Linked DNA regions of Homo sapiens: region 2 is linked to region 1. A link is a loop called in an ENCODE intact Hi-C map of the cell type or tissue named here. Cell type or tissue: CD14-positive monocyte. All regions are shown on one strand. Each heading gives the region's core, and the rest is flanking DNA. Links, peaks and the distances in the headings are about the cores only. Region 1 overlaps PAPOLG (poly(A) polymerase gamma). Region 2 overlaps REL-DT (REL divergent transcript).

Region 1 (8,357 bases), core at 39-8,038:
CACACTCTGGGGAGGGAGCCAGAGAATCTGCAACTTAAACAAGCACTCCTGGTAACTCTTTCATAATCAATCTGGAATAAAAACATTCGCCATAAATTTTTCCATTCTAATTAGGGCTTAAATTTTTTAGAAAGGATAAGACTGGGACATAGTTTATTATAAATTTATAAGATATTATTTTTCAGATTAAGAAACTTGAGGCCCCAAGAGATTAAATAATTTACTACATCTCACAGTACTTGCTGTGTAAAACAAGCCTCCCATCCCTGTCTTCAGTGGGCTTATAATCTCATTGAGTATATTTACAATTAAAACATTAAGAAATTTGTGTGGTAGTTAATAAAACCTGTTTTTTCATTGGGTATATTTACAATTAAAACATTAAGACATTTGTGTGTGAGTTAATAAAACCCATTTTCTTATAAGGCGTGAAAAGCACTAGAATGGGAATCTAGGGCTGTGTGGATTCTGATCCTGGCAAGGTATTCAGAGCTGTTTAGCCTCCTTTTCTCAACTGTACAATAAGGATGTATTTGTAAGATGGTTCCTGAAGTCTGTCATTCTATGATTGGTGTGGTAGCTGCAGTAGTAAATTCTCATGGAGGAGGAGGATAGCTTGAATTGCACCTTGGATATTTGGCCTAAGAATTAGCTTAGAAGGCCAGGTGCAGTGGTTCACACCTGTAATCCCAGCACTTTGGGAGGCCAAGGTGGGTGGATCACTTGAGGTCAGGAGTTCAAGACCAGCCTGGCCAACATAATGAAACCCTGTCTCTACAAAAAATCCAAAAAGTAGCTGGGCATGGTGCCATGCGCTTCTAGTCCCAGCTACTGGGGAGGCTGAGGCAGGAGAATAGCTTGAACCCCGGAGGCAGAGGTTGCAATGAGTTAAGATTGTGCCACTGCACTCAAGCCTGGATGACAGAGCGAGAGTCTGTGTCAAAAAAAAAAAAGAATTAGCTTAGACCTGGGCAAGTAGTTATGAGGAGAGATTGCCTTTGGGGAAAATATCAGAAAATAAGATCTGGAAAATACCGTTTTTTAAATATATTTATTCTATCAACAAGGTTTGATTATGAGAAAGTCTTAGAAAGTGGACATGGAAAAACTATTGGATTCATGGCTGGGCACGGTGGCTTACGCCTATAATCCCACCACTTTGGGAGGCCGAGGTGGGCGGATCACCTGAAGTCAGGAGTTCTAGACCAGCCTGACCAACATGGAGAAACCCAGTCTCTACGAAAAATCAAAAAAGTTAGCTGGACGTGGTGGCGCATGCCTGTAATCCCAGCTACTCGGGAGGCTGAGGCAGGAGAATGGCTTGAACCCAGGAGGTGGAGGTTGTGGTGAGCTGAGATTGCGCCATTGCACTCCAGCCTGGGCAGCAAGAGTGAAACTCCATCTCAAAAAAAGAAAAACTAGTGGATTCATGAATAGGATTGTGATGTGATGGAAGTGTATTAAAAATATTTGTTTTGTGAGAGGGTTGTGGGTGGGTGGGTGGCCGGTGGTGATAGTGGGGAGATAGTAAAAGTATATGCATTTCAGAAAAATTAGGCAGAACCCTTGGTTCAGAAAGAAGTTTCCCATTTAACATATTAACATTGTTACAGTGTACAGACAGGCAAACAATATAAATATGCTAAAGGAGGGAATGAAAATTGAAGCAACTCATGTAAAGAAAAAACAACTTCACCACTACCTTCCTGCAGAAATTCTTCAAAAGAAGAAAAAGGTGAGTTTATAATCTTAACCCTTCAGTATGGTTTTACTCAGACAAATGATCTGGGACCAAATTTGCATTCTACAGCTCCCAAACCTATTGAGAAAAATAAGGAAGATATAGGCAGTTCAATCTAGGACTAAAATCTCATTTTCATTAATCACAAGAGATAATTTGCTTAAGTGACCTTCAGAATTGAAACCAGTCTTTATATTGTCATTTGCATTTTGAAATCCTAAAATCGTTCCCTTCTTTCAGCAAAGTCTCTCTGATGTCAATCGAAGCTCGGGCGGACTTCAATCCAAAAGATTGTCTCTGGATAGCAGTTGTCTGGATAGCTCCAGAGACACTGATAATGGAACACCTTTTAATTCTCCAGCGTCCAAGTCTGATAGCCCTTCTGTAGGAGAAACAGAAAGGTCTGTCTTTATTTCAAATGTGTCCTTTTGGTTTTCTGTTCAGTTTATTTGAGGATAATGTGAACTTTTCTATACCTCTGCTACTGCCTTTTAAAATTGTTAAAAGATTTCATTTTACTGGCTGCTGGTCAATTTCTTGCTTAGAAATAACTCGTGGTAATCCTGTGGGAAACGGTATAGGCTTATGAGCATATGGGACTAGATAGGTACACAGAAATGTACACATTTGTTGCTTAAATTTTTCTCTTCTTACTGGGTCCTCTGCATTTTTCCCCCTTTTAGTTCAATGAAATGTTAAAGTACAGGCCTGAGCCAACAGTTGTGGCCAGGCACGGTGGCTCAGGCCTGTAATCCTAGCACTTTGAGAGGTCACGGCAGGCGAACTGCTGGAGCCCAGGAGTTCCAAGACCAGCCTGGGTAACATGGCAAAACCCTGTCTATACAAAAAAATACAAAAATTAATTGGCCGGGCACAGTTGCTCACGCCTGTAATCCCAACACTTTGGGAGGCCAAGGCGGGCAGATCACCTGAGGTCAGGAGTTCGAGACCAGCCTGGCCAACATGGCAAAACCACATCTCTACTAAAAATGCAAAAATTAACAGGGTGTGGTGGCATGTGCCTGTATTCCCAGCTACTTGGGAGGCTGAGGCAGGAGAATCGCTTGAACCCAGGAGGTGGAGGTTGCAGTGAGCTGAGATCGTGCCATTGCACTCCAGCCTAGGCAACAAGAGCGAGACTCTGTCTCAAAAAAACAAAAACAAAAATTAGCTCGGCATGGTAGTGCACACCTGTAGTCCCAGCTACCTGGGAGGCCAAGGTGGGAGAATAGCTTGAGCCCGGAAGGTTGAGGCTGCAGTGATCCATGTGTTCATGCCACTGCACTCTAGCCTAGGTGACAGAACAATACCATGTCTAAAAAAAAAAAAAAAAAAAAAAAAAGCAGTGGTAAATGTTACAACAAGAGTGTTTTAAATAACTAATGGGGCCAGGCGTGGTGGGTCACATCTATAATTTCAGCACTTTGGGAGGCTGAGGCAGGAGGATTGCTTGAGCCTCAGGAGTTCAAGACCAGCCTGGGCAACATAGTGAGATCCTGTCTCCACAAAAATAAAAATTTAAAAAATTAACCCGATATGATGGCACACACCTATGTTCTTAGCTACCTGGGAGGCTGAGGTGGCAAAGTTACTTGAGTCCAGGAGGTTGAGGCTGCAGTGAGCTGTGATTGTGCCACTGCACTCCAACTTGGGCAGTAGAATGAGGCCTTTTCTCAAAAAAGGAGAAAAAAAGTAATATTTAAATCATTTATTGATGATAATTTAACACTTTCATTAGGAATAGTGCTGAGCCTGCTGCTGTAATTGTGGAGAAGCCACTGAGTGTACCACCAGCCCAAGGACTTTCCATTCCAGTGATTGGCGCAAGTAGGTATCTAAACTTGTATATATTAATAATTATATTTACAAAAAATTAGCTAGGCATGGTGGCACACGCCTGTAGTCCTAGCTACTGGGGAGGCTAAGGTGGGAGGGTCACCTGAGCCTGGGAAGTCAAGGCTGCAGTGAGCTGTGATCAAGCCACTGCACTGCAGCCTGGGTGATGGGAATGAGAGACCCTGTCTCAAGGAAAAAAAAATTACATAAATGTTTAATTATTAAAATCCTTTTTTTCCTTTTCAGAAGTTGACTCTACAGTAAAAACTGTATCACCCCCCACTGTGTGTACCATTCCTACCGTAGTAGGACGAAATGTCATTCCTAGAATCACAACACCTCACAACCCTGCCCAGGGACAACCGCATCTGAATGGAATGTCAAATATAACTAAGACTGTTACACCTAAGAGATCCCATTCCCCATCCATAGATGGGACTCCTAAGAGGTTGAAAGACGTAGAAAAGGTAAAGTTACAACTTTAGTGGTAATTCAGTAGTTGATATTTTTTATAGTTAATACTAAAGAAACAATTTTCCATAGCTGTTGGTGTTCTGTTAGGAGTTGGCTGAAAAGAATATTTACCCAAATCTTAAAGAAACAATATTAATTGCTCATCCTAAATTGAAATTACTAATACGTCTGAAAATTTGAATGATTGGTCTGAGTTTCTCCTTGATTTACAGAAGTCATTACTGATAACAAAATCTCATTTCTTGTGTGTTGATATGCCCTGCTTCCAGTAGGTGGTGGTAAAACTATATTTGTTAGAATCTGAATTGATTTAACCAAAAAGATCACCCAAACTGTAGAAATTAACGGTGGCAGTTGAATTCAATCTAATTTAAATTATCTTCTCTTACCAATCCATGTTTATAGTAATTTTTATAATAGTGTAACCAATAACTAGTTTTCCAGTTTATATAGATTTATATGGGTTTTTGTAGGTACATAATAGCAATCTATTTCAATGTTTATATTTTAGTTTATTCGACTTGAATCAACATTTAAGGACCCCCGCACTGCTGAAGAAAGAAAAAGAAAATCAGTGGTAAATATATTAATAGTGTGCTTCAGAATATTTATTGTAAAGCGCCATGTATCAGGAAAAGTGCCATATTAGAAAGTAGGTCAGATTAGATTTATTTTCAGGTTTTCGTTAGGTTTTATTTTAAGTAGAAATAAGTGTTTGCATATAGGAAAGTTAGTTTTCACTTGTGTTGATTCTTCTGTTTTTAGGATGCCATTGGAGGAGAATCTATGCCTATTCCAACTATTGATACATCACGCAAAAAGGTAACAAGATAGTCTTGTTCATAGGTACAGTACATAGGTAAAAACTCATAGGTAATCTACAAGTACAAAAGGCTTATTAAGAGCCTAGCACTGGGAAAAAGTAAGATTTTGTCCCTGTCCCCAAGGACTAGCAGTGTAGTTGGGGTTGGAGATAGCAAGTATATAGTTCTGAATGTATGTACCTCAAAAGTCTAAAAAAGAGGCAGTAGTTTAAGACAACTTTATTATCTATTTAGATTATGTTCACCCTTTGTTTTTTATCTTTAAAGAAGCAGTTGGATGCTCAGCACATTAATTTCTTACCAAGCACCTGGAGGTATATCTCTGTTGTGTACTATTGCTTACTGCCAAAACATAGGTTTGATAATTAGGAACCATATGTATTAATATTTTAGAGGAACCAAATGTAGTGGTATATATAGTAAGTACCTTTAAAACATGAGCTAAACGCCCCTAAATTGTAATTTAAATGTTTATTATTTGAAGAATTACTTTTATAACTAAAAATGTGTGTAGTATTAAGTGTGGTATGCTAAAAAGCAAGTACTCAAAAACCAGCCTTGTGTAAATAGAGAAAAACCTTCTCTGAGAGTTTATAATGAACAGAATGGCTTATTTATAATAATGATAAATAATTATAAATATATATGATGATAATTATAAATTATAATTTATAATAAAACAGAATGGCCATTAAATAGTAAAGTGCTTTTCATCAACTGTTACCCTGCCAGGTTCTCCAGGATGTAGTAGCTATTCTAAAGCAAAATAGTATACTCACAGGCTATTAGTTGTAGATTTTGAGCCTTTAACATAAGATTAAGTTACAAAAAATATGAACGTATAATTATGTGTCATGGTGGAAGAAAAAATTTTGAGATGGATATTGAAGTACAAAAGAGTGAAATGACATATCTGGATTTTTTAATATATCCAGTCTAAAGGGAAAGTGGGTACACCAAACAATTGCAGCAAAATTGTAATAATGTCTGAAACTTGGTTTTGGCATTTAAGTCCTTATTGCCCTGGTGTCTACTTCTTTGTATATCTGAAATTGCTCATAATTGTTTTAATGCATATGGATATGATACAGATACTGGCTTAGCCAAGGTAAAACAAGAGGAGAATTAAGCAGTCATCTCTTGACAAGAAACTATCCCCATTACAGAAGTCTAGATTTTGCCTTCCTTTTTTTTTTTTTTTTTTTTTTTTTTGGACATGGAGGCTCGCTCTGTAGCCCAGGTTGGAGTGCAATGGCGCGATCTTTTTGTATTTGTAGTGGCTAATTTTTGTATTTGTAGTGGAAAAGGGTTTCACCATATTGGCCAGGCTGCTCTTGAACTCCTGACCTCAAGTGATTCGCCCGCCTTGGCCTCCCAAAGTTCTGGGATTACAGGCGTGAACCACCATGCCCGGCCCTAGATTTTGCCTTCTTTATGTAATAATCTTTAATGCCCTCAGAATCCCTCAAACCGATGTCCCTGAATTTCATAACCATCAAAGTTATCTAGCCTAAGTACAAAGTTCAGTTTTCCTGAGAACTTAAGTATCTCACAGATTGAGTCAGTGGTCTTCTTCATGAATGTATTACAGAAACAAATTGAGGGACATAACTCTCAGATATTAAATTTTTCTCTACTGCACACACTCATTTTTCACTTCACACCCCAAGAGCTTCCTGTTTAGTCACCATGAACTTCCTTTTTTTTTTCTTTGCTTGACCTTAAGGACTGTGTTCTTTATGCATTTCTTGATCCAGGCATGGCAGTTCCTCTTTTCCTGTACATATTCACACTCCTGCCACTTCTACCCTTTCTCTTATCCCTCTGCTTTTCACCTCTGACTGTAAAAAGAAGTAGCAGTTCCGAAAGCAAGAGTTCCCTATGAACACGGAAGGAAATATTCATTGCATACTTGAGTGTTTAGGAGCTAGAGGGTTTGGGAGAAAAACTCCCCAAGTTTTGTGACTGACTTTCTAGCTGGGCCTTTATAATATATATGATGTGCTTTTCCTTTTTTGTTTCCTCTTTCTTTCTAATAGAGACTACCCAGTAAAGAACTACCAGATTCATCATCTCCAGTTCCAGCAAACAACATCCGTGTCATCAAAAATTCCATTCGACTGACCCTTAATCGGTAAAAGCAGTGCCTCCTCACTTAAGTGAACAAGCAATCATTTAGTGGCATAGATGCAGCCACTTGTTTTTTAAATAGAAGTGGCTGTCATACGTGAAATAAGGTGAAAGTGACAGCCTTCAGTCTAATAACCTTGAAGTGGTTTTTGAACTGTCAAACTTTGACCTGTAGATGCTGTAGCATTCTCTCACTGATTGCTACATACACTTCTCTGAGGATCACCTGCTGTCAAATTGCCATCTACAGTATTACAGCTTTGCATTTGGGGGTTTTACTGCCTTAACTTTCAATGCTTGTTATGGGAACCAGTTCTTAGCCACTTGGACACTGATAACAAGTCCTGAACTCCTTTTTTGTTTTGTTTTTTGTGTTTTTCTTTTTTTGTCTTATGTTGTAATCATTGTATAGAGCTAAAAAAATTGAAAACAAACAAAAAAATTGTCTTGTATTTTCCAAATGTTAATACATTTACTTTAGCATTGAAGCCACTTTGAAACCTGAGATAAATGAATGTGAGGTATCTTTTCTGCTTTCCTCATTTGTGTAGATGTACTGTCTGTTCTGTTGATTTAAATTATTTTTTTCCAGATTGGCACATGAAATATTTAAACTTTTTTGTGTGCCTTTCTGTCCAAATGTTGCATAGTTACCAGGGAAGATTAGTCCAGTGATTACATAAGAGTTGGGCACCATAAATTCTCTATATTTTGCCTCCCATGGAGGCCTTTGAAATGCATCTTTATTAAAAATCAAAATATAACCAGGATACTGAAAGTCAGTATATGAATGGTAAAATTGTTACATATCCTATTTCATGCCATTCTTGTTAGTTGACTGGTATTTTTTACTGAGGAGCAACTCATTCCAGCATCAACAATAAGATAACCTTTAAGTATGGCACACTTGTATTTTTGAGGTGTAAAATTAACTTGGCATGATAATTCCTGATCATTATTTACCCCACAACTTCAAATAGTTTCTTCACGGACTAGGCATGCAGAAATAAGCAGTGGATTTTATTGAAACCTAAAGGCATTTTGAATGACATTGTTACCAACCATTAATTGGCTCAGGACCTTTGTAATTTTTATTTAACTATATGAGTTGTCTTTTTTTACGCTGCTTTTTTCAATGCATTTCTTAATATTTTTTAAGTTTCATGAATGCATGCTCAGTTTATTAAAATCCATAACCATGTAATTCTTGTAATATGTTGATTCAGTGTTTTGTAAATGAAGTCGTATGTATTTTCAGAGTATTTTTGTATGTACTGTAAGATACCATCTTTTCAAAGAGAAACGTTTAAAACCTTTATTGTCTCTCCTTAGTCTAATTTTTTAAATATGGA
Region 2 (8,357 bases), core at 84-8,083, 75 kb after region 1:
CTCCTCTAGAGCCTTTGGAGGGGGCATGGCCTTGCCAACACTTTGCTTTAAGGCTTTTGACCTCTAGAACTGTGAGACAATACATTTCTGTTATTTTAAGCCACCTAGTTTGTGATACTTTGTTACAGAAGCCCTAAGAAATGATGTATCAACCTTTAGGAATTTATTCCTCTAGAGCACAGGGTGGCAAACTATATAGCCCATGGGCCAAATCCAGCCCCACTGCCTGATTTTGTATGACCCATGAACTAGGAATTATTTTTTTCAGAATAACATTTGCAGTCAATCTGATGATAGGAAACACTAACTTTAAACATCACTTAAACAAAATATTATCCCCCGAAAAGGAATCTGTCTTCTCATTAGTAGACTTCTATTACAAAAACATTGTACTAAATTATTGTTAAAGTTTTAATTTCATCTATTTAAAATGTGCAGAAGTTTGTTTTCTCTTGTTATATGAGGACCTACATAATATCCACAATTTTGCCTCTTGGCCCACTGATTCGGTTTTTCTGTGTCCCTACCCAAATCTCTTCTTGAACTGTACTTCCCATAATCCCCACCTGTTGTGGAGGGACCCAGTGGGAGGTAATTGAATCATGGGGGCAGTTAGCCCCAGGATGTTCTCATGATAGTGAGTGAGTTCTCACAGATCTGATAGTTTTATAAGGGGCTTTTCCTCCTTTGCTCAGCACTTCTCCTTCCAGACGCCATGTGAAGAAGGATGTGTTTACTTCCCCTTCTGCCATGATTGTAAGTTTCCTGAGGCCTCTCCAGCTATGCTGAACTGTGAGTCAAGTAAGCCTCTTTCCTTTATAAATTACCCAGTCTCAGTTATGTCTTTAGAAGCAGTATGAGAACGGACTAACACACCCACAAATCCTAAAATATTTTCTTTTTTAAAAAATAGAGACAGAGTCTCTGTTGCCCAGGCTGGAGTGCAGTGGTGCTGATTATAGCTTACTATAACCTCCAATTCCTGGGTTCAAGGAATCCTCCCACTTCAGCCTCCCAAGTAGCTAGGACTACAGGCACAGGTTACCATATCCAGCTAATTTTCAAAAATTTTTTTGTAGAGATGGGGTCTTGCTATGTTGCCCAGGCTGCAAAATATTTTCTATGTGGCCTACTAGAGAAAAAGTTTGCTGAACTCTTCTCTAGAGGAATCTCAGTGTCACCTACTCATTTAGCCAGGGAATTTCTAAGCATAGGTAGAAACATTTTTATTCTGATAAAAAGGATCTATTTTTAATCTGTTTTCATCTTCTATAATTTTCCAGTTACTTTTTTTATAACAGCTTTGAGATATAATTCACACACCATGCAATTCATCTGTGCAGTTCATCCATTTAAAGTATACAATTTAATGGATATTAGTAAATTCAATTTTACAACCATCATTACAATTAATTTTAGAACATTTTCAGCACCCCATAAGAAATCCCTTAGTAGTCAGACCCCATGTACCCCTGGCCCCAGGCAATCACTCATCTATTTTCTGTCTATGGATTTGCCTACTCTGGACATTTCATATACATTTTCCATATCACTTTTCTGTATTTGCTTTGACTGATCTTAATTTTTATTTATGTCCTTTTAACACTTTAAAACAAGAATCAATACTGTAAGTGTGAGTCTTAGGAGTCTTTGACACCTCTAACATCCTATCTTTTCCATCATGAAATTTATCCCACAGATAGGGTCCCACTGGCTACATTTCCCTTACAGAAATGTTAAATGATTGAATATCCAAAGGCCAAGAAAGTGGTACCCAGTGCATAGGAGTCCTCAATCTCCCAGCTTGTAGCTTTTTGAGTTGCTGAGTTATGATATATCAGGAATCAGCCCAAATATCTGTCATAGCTTATAGATACTATGAATCTCTGAGATGTGAAGAAAAAGTGGTAAAAAGAGAATTGCTTGCACAAATTGCTCTTGAGAAATATGGCATAGTATTTAAATATTTCATTTTAACTAAAGTGTTCTTTCAGAAGCGAGATTTTTTTTTAAACCACGCTTGGCCTCACCAATAATTATTTGCTTTTATTATTGCTAACAGGTCCTCTGACTGGAAACTACCACTTCATCTTGATGGTTATAGTAATTAGTTATAATGACTTTTAATGAGTCCTTGAGTTCTTTCCTTACTTATTAAAAAGCCATAGCATTTAAATCACCTCATCTACTGTTCTGGTTATCTATTGCTGCATTAACAATCCACCCCAAAGCTTACTGGCTTAAAACAACAACAATCATTTTATTATCTCATGGTTTCTGTGGGTCAGGAATTCAGGAAGAGCTCCACTGAGTGGTTCTGGCTTAATGTCTTACATGCAGTGGCAGGAGATGGAAGAGCAGGCATTGGGAGAGCTTGGGATGTCAGGGCCTCTCCATGTGATCTGTTTACACGAATTAGTTTGTGCTTCCTCGCAGCATGATGGTCTCAGGGTAGTAATGCTTCTTAGATAGTGGCTCAAGGCTCTAATGCAGGGTCCAGAGAACCAGGGAGAATCTGCACCACCTTTTTTGACTGAGTCCGGAAGGTCACAGAGAATCATTTCTGCCATACCCTACTGGTCAACTAGTCACTAATGTTTGGCCCAAATTCAAAGGGAGGGCCACAAAGTTCACCTCATCATGGGGGGGAGATCAAGGAATTTGCAGGTATGTTTTAAAACTGAAACTAGCTGGGCCTGGTGGTGTGCACCTAATGTGGTCCCAGCTGCTTGGTGGGCTAAGGTGGGAGGACTGCTTGAGCCTGGAAGATGGAGGCTGCAGTGAGCGGTGATTGTACCACTGCTCTCCTGCCTGGAGATAGAGCAATACCCTGCCTTGAAAATAAATTAATTAATTTAATTAAATAATGTTTTAAAACTGCTACAAGCTGTGCAGAAACATTCTTTGGTTTACGCAATAATTACTCTGGCAAGAGACATTTCTGTCTTCCTTTTACTTCCTTGTTTTCCTTCTCTTTCTTCTTTAAATGATCCCCTTTAAGTGTTTACAAATTTAAAGATTTCAGCTCTAAATATTTTGTTTGTTTTATATATGTTCTGTATATAGACCAATTCTTGTGCCAGGCCCAAATATTTCCGGCTGCTCTGTTCTGCTCTGCCTACTTCCTGTTTGGTTGACTTTGACTTCCTGTCCTCTGTCAAAGGGCTTCATTAAAGTTATAAACTTCCATTTTGACCTAGGCACTGTGTTCTATTTCTGAATCCGCCAGTGGTCTTGAGCAACAGTACGCGTACGGTAACTGTTAAGTATAATACAGGAAGTGAAAATTAAAGTACTATGTCTTAAGATTGATAGAATTAAATGCTCAGTTTAAGGAAATACATGGTGGAGACCATTTTTCAGGAGCTCAGACCTCAGCCAGACTGAGTCTCTCTTTTAGGGATAGTTGGATCTCTCTTATTTTCGGCTGCAAATAACAGGAAACTCAACTGGTTTACATCATAATGGAATATTTATTATCTCATATAACGAGGAGTCTGAGGTAGGATGGTTCCAATTCAGCAGCTAATCATGTCACCAAAAACTCAGATTCCTTCCAATTCTTTCTACTCTAACATCTTCAGTATGGTGGCTTTATTTTTATTTTTTGAGAAAGGGTCTCACTCTGTTGCCAGGCTGCAATGCAGTGGCATAATCTTGGCTCCCTGAAACCTGCACCTCCCAGGTTCAAGCGATTCTCATGCCTCAGCCTCCCAAGTAGCTGGATTACAGGCGTGCACCACCACGCCTGGCTAATTTTTGTAGTTTTAGTAGAAACGGGGTTTGGCCATGTTGACCAGGCTGGTCTTGAACTCCTGGCCTCAAGTGATCTGCCTGCCTTGGCCTCCCAAAGTGCTGAGATTACAGGCATGAGCCACTGTGCCCAGCCCATGGTGGCTTTATTTTTAACTCATGTCTTAAAATGGCTTCTGTGGTTTACTTATCACATGCAGACACAGCAAAGTCTAGTGAATTCCTGGGTGCTCCTTTTTATGAGTAGGAAAAAAAAAACCCAAAGAACTATTTCAGTTCGTTTGAGCTGCCATAAAAGAATATTGGAGACTGAGTAATTTATAAAGAACAGAAATTCATTTTCTCACAGTTCTGGAGGGTGGGAAGTCCAAGATCAAGGTGCTGACATTTTGCAACGACCTTCTTGGTGTGTCATCACATGGCAGAAGGGTAAGAGTGCAAGAGAGCTCCCCCTTCAACCTTGAGTCCTTTTATAAGGGCCCTAATCCTATCCATGAAGGCACCACCCTTATGACTTAATCATCTCTTAAAGGCCCCACCTCTTAATATTATGACATTGGGAATTAGGCTTCCAACACATGAATGTTGAGGGACACATTCAAACCACAGCAAAAACCTATTCCAGGCTGCACACGGAATCCCAGAATTTTGGGAGGCCAAGGCAGGTGCATCACCTGAGGTCAGGAGTTTGAGACCAGCCTGGCCAACATGGTGAAACCCCATCTCTACTAAAAATACAAAAATTAGCCAGGCGTGATGGCACATGCCTATAGTCCCAGCTACTCAGGAGGCTGAGGTATTGAGAATCACTTAAACCCAGGAGGTGGAGGTTGCAGTGAGCCGAGATTGTGCCACTGCACTCCAGCCTGGACGACAGAGTGAGGCTCTGTATCAAAAAAAAAAAAAAGTAATGTGACCAAGATTGTTTCAAAAGTCTAAGGTAAAAAAAGTATTCAAAATACACCCAGTAATAGGAAAGTATATTATTTATAATATTGATGTATCACCTTTTTTTTTTTTTTTGACATGGAGTCTCGCTCTGTTGCCCAGGCTGGAGGGCAGTGGCACGATCTTGGCTCACTGCAACCTCCGCCTCCCGGGTTCAAGCAATTATCCTGCCTCAGCCTCCCAAGTAGCTAGGATTACAGGTGTGCAACACCACTCCTGGCTAATTTTTTGTATTTTTGGTAGAGACAGGGTTTTACCAGGCTGGCCAGGCTGGTCTCAAACTCCTGACCTCAAGTGATCTCCCCACCTCGGCCTCCCAAAGTGCTGGGATTACAGGCATTAGCCACCACACCCGACTTGATCTATCACTTTTAATTAAGCACTAAGTAAAAATAAAGATGTATACATTTACTATGAAAATGAAAACATTTCAGCTGGGCACGGTGGCTCCCAAAGCCTGTAATCCCAGCACTTTGGGAGGCAGGGGCGGGCGGATCACAAGGTCAGGAGATTGAGACCATCCTGGCCAACACGGTGAAACCTTGTCTCTATTAAAAATACAGAAAAAAAATTAGCTGGGCATGGTGGCGCGTGCCTGTAATCCCAGCTACTTGGGAGGCTGAGGCAGGAGAATCACTTGAACCAGGGAGTCAGAGGTTGCAGCGAGCCGAGATCACGACACAGCACTCCAGCCTGGCGACAGAGTGAGATTTTGTCTTAAAAAAAGAAAGAAAGAAAATGAAAACATTTCATCTGGAATATCCAAAATTAGGTTTAATATATTTTAAATCTCATTAGACTTTTTGATAGATTGCTGTAAATATTATGTGAAAGTTATGCTTGTCTTCAATTTCAGTGGTGTTAGATATCTAAATACAAGCCTGGCTATTTTTGTTTTTTTTTTTTTTTTTGAGACAGAGTCTTGCTCTGTCACCAGGCTGGAGTGCAGTGGCACGATCTTGGCTCACTGCAAGCTCTGCCTCCCAGATCCACGCCATTCTCCTGCCTCAGCCTCCCAAGTAGCTGGGACTACAGGCGCCCGCCACCACACCTGGCTAACATTTTGTATTTTTAGTAGAGACAGGGTTTCACCTTGTTAGCCAGGATGGTCTCAATCTCCTGACCTCGTGATCCACCCGCCTTGGCCTCCCACAGTGCTGGGATTACAGGCGTGAGCCACCACGCCCAGCCCAAGCCTGGTTTTTTTATGCGATAACTTAGAAAGCCCAACCTCCTGCTCACAATTTCCTACTTTTCCAATTTTTCAACTCCCTGGTTATATAAAATCTGTTCTTTAAGCTGATTAGGACCTACAAGGCTTGGAACCATTCCCAGTTTCCTAGGATATCTATTCTCTAGACAATTTCCTTCCTTATAGTGCTCAGTATAAAATCCAGGTCGGGCCCGATGGCTCACGCCTATAATCTCAGCACGGTGGGAGGCCAAGGCAGGAGGACTGCTTGAACCCAGGAGTTTGAGACCAGCCTGGGCAACATAGGGAGACCCCATCTCTACAAAAATAATTTTAAAATTAGCCAGGTGTGGTGGCTTGTCCCTGTAATCCCAGCTACTCATGACGCTGAAGCAGGAGAATCACTTGAGCCCAGGAATTTGAAGCTACAGTGAGCCGTGACTGTGCCACTGCAGGGTGACAGCTGGTCTCTAAAAGAAAAAAAAAAAAATCTATGGCAAATGTAATATAATGTCAGGTGAAAAAAAAAATCCAGGCTACCAAAGTTTATGTATAAATGATACATAGTGATATAAAATATATAAAAGTTACATGAGGATATACTCCAAATCACTACTCTTGGTTATTTTTTGCATAGGGGTTGGTCATTTTACTTGACTTTCATTTTCTCTGCCTTAATTTTTTTACCATGATCAAGTAATAGCAGAAGAAATAAACCAAAGCCTGCATATGAAAAAGCTCTAGAAGACAACACATACACACATACTCACACATGCACGTAGGTGATGTCTGTATTAGTGAGGCAGAATTATAAGTGAGTTTTCTTCTTTTCTCCAATCTTTATTTAATTTTGTTTATTTGTTTTGTTTTATAGAGACAGGGTCTCACCATGTTGCCCAGGCTGGTCTTGAACTCCTAGCCTCAACTGATCCTGCCACCATGGTCTCCCAAACTGCTGGGATTACAGGTGTGAGCCACCATGCCCAGCCTTTCTTTAATGTTTTATATGTGTCTTTTTTTAGGTTGTAATTTAAAAATAAACATATTTTAGCAAAAAATTAAAGACTTTGAATGTTATTAAAGAATTTAGGTCCGGGAGTAGTGGTTCACGCCTATAATCCCAGCACTTTGGCAGGCTGAGGTGGGAGGGCTGCTTGAGCCCAGGAGTTTGAGACCAGCTCTGGGCAACAATAGTGAGATTCCATCTCAATCTAAAAATAAATAAGTAAAATATACATATGAACTTAGTAACTGGTTGGCCCAGCTTGCTTGCTTTCATGACAGTAATCCATGATTTTGATACCCGTCTTAATATAATCACTATCATACCTCTCTGCAGGCATAGTTATCACTTTGGGTAGGAGTTGAGCCTTGTGCCTCTTTTTGTTTTTCTTGATGGTATCTAACGCCCAGTGGTGATACATTGTCACTCATATCAATACTGGTGTGATTCAATGTGTAATAATTTATATTTTATTCGACATTTAATGAGCATCTACAATGCTAAAGGCACTGTACTAGCCACTCTAGGGAATAAAAGATGAACAAGACACAGTCAATGCCTTTAATTAAAGAAGTAAATGCACTGATTTTTACTTTTCCTACACAGGTATTGAATTGAGAATTTTGGGGAAAAGAACATGAAGAGTCTTAAAAGATATGGAACCTGTGAACGCTAAACCTTCATATATTTGCATTTTTATTAGTAAGATTATGGCTGCCAGTTATATTGTTTTATATCTTAGGTCATATTTTGAAATGTGATGTGACATAGTGAAAAAGAAACAAAGAGTCTGGAGGTCTGGTTTCAAGTTTCAACTCAGCAATTAACTACCTAATGAACACGGGCAAGGTACTTAAACTTCCTGTGCCTCATTTTCCTCATGTGTAAAACGAGGGAGATGAACTAAATGATCTACAGGGTTCCTTCCAACCTTAAAATTGAACTAACTCTCTCCTGTTGAGACATAAAAGAGGCACCATATGACTTGAAGGTGATGATGACTTCATTACTTGTTCTGAAAAATGTTAATTCTAAATTGGAACAAGTAATCACTGGATCTCATGGTTGTGACACATCAGACATTACTACAGTTAGAGAAACCCAAGTTAGCACACTGTGTCATACTTCTAGGCAGTGCTATATACGCAAAACTAGCATACCACAGTATAGGGCCTACACAATATAAACAAAAAGATTAAAAAGAGATTTTTTTTTTTTTTGAGATGTAGTCTTGCTTTGTCGCCCAGGCTGGAGTGCGGTGGCACGAGATCGGCTCACTGCAACCTCTACCTCCCAGCTTCAAGCGATTCTCCTGCCTCAGCCTCCTGAGTAGCTGGGATTACAGGCGTGCACCACCATGCCCAGCTAATTTTTTGTATTTTTAGTAGAGATGGGTTTTCACCATGATGGCCAAGCTGGTTTCAAACTCCTGACCTCAAGTGATATGCCCGCCTCGGCCTC

What was found. Hi-C counts contacts between places; a loop is a spot of excess contacts. Peaks named below come from ENCODE experiments on the same cell type or tissue, not always from the same donor. Only the 100,000 strongest peaks of a DNase experiment are listed, where the experiment ranks them.
Region 2: it touches region 1 in a loop (3-fold over the local background); 1 of 110 quality-filtered maps calls a loop at or near these places.

Annotation. Positions count from the first base shown.
Region 1 is chr2:60,790,148-60,798,504 of GRCh38, forward strand. PAPOLG (poly(A) polymerase gamma) reads left to right here. Exons shown (of 22, transcript NM_022894.4): 16 at 1,614-1,735; 17 at 1,982-2,142; 18 at 3,480-3,568; 19 at 3,824-4,044; 20 at 4,563-4,628; 21 at 4,817-4,873; 22 at 6,915-8,357. The coding sequence ends at 7,013. Among named protein-coding and RNA genes, the nearest start is that of PAPOLG, 38 kb to the left of the region's middle. In CD14-positive monocyte, for the core only: CTCF peaks have their summits at 4,313 (motif pointing right) and 4,516; DNase peaks (open chromatin) are centred at 4,324, 6,604 and 6,974; H3K4me3 peaks cover 2,395 bases; H3K27ac peaks cover 2,449 bases.
Region 2 is chr2:60,864,860-60,873,216 of GRCh38, forward strand. The region is part of intron 1 of REL-DT (REL divergent transcript); the gene reads right to left. Among named protein-coding and RNA genes, the nearest start is that of REL-DT, 12 kb to the right of the region's middle. In CD14-positive monocyte, for the core only: no CTCF peak of the experiment used is centred there; DNase peaks (open chromatin) are centred at 702 and 3,212; H3K4me3 peaks cover 2,316 bases; H3K27ac peaks cover 2,268 bases.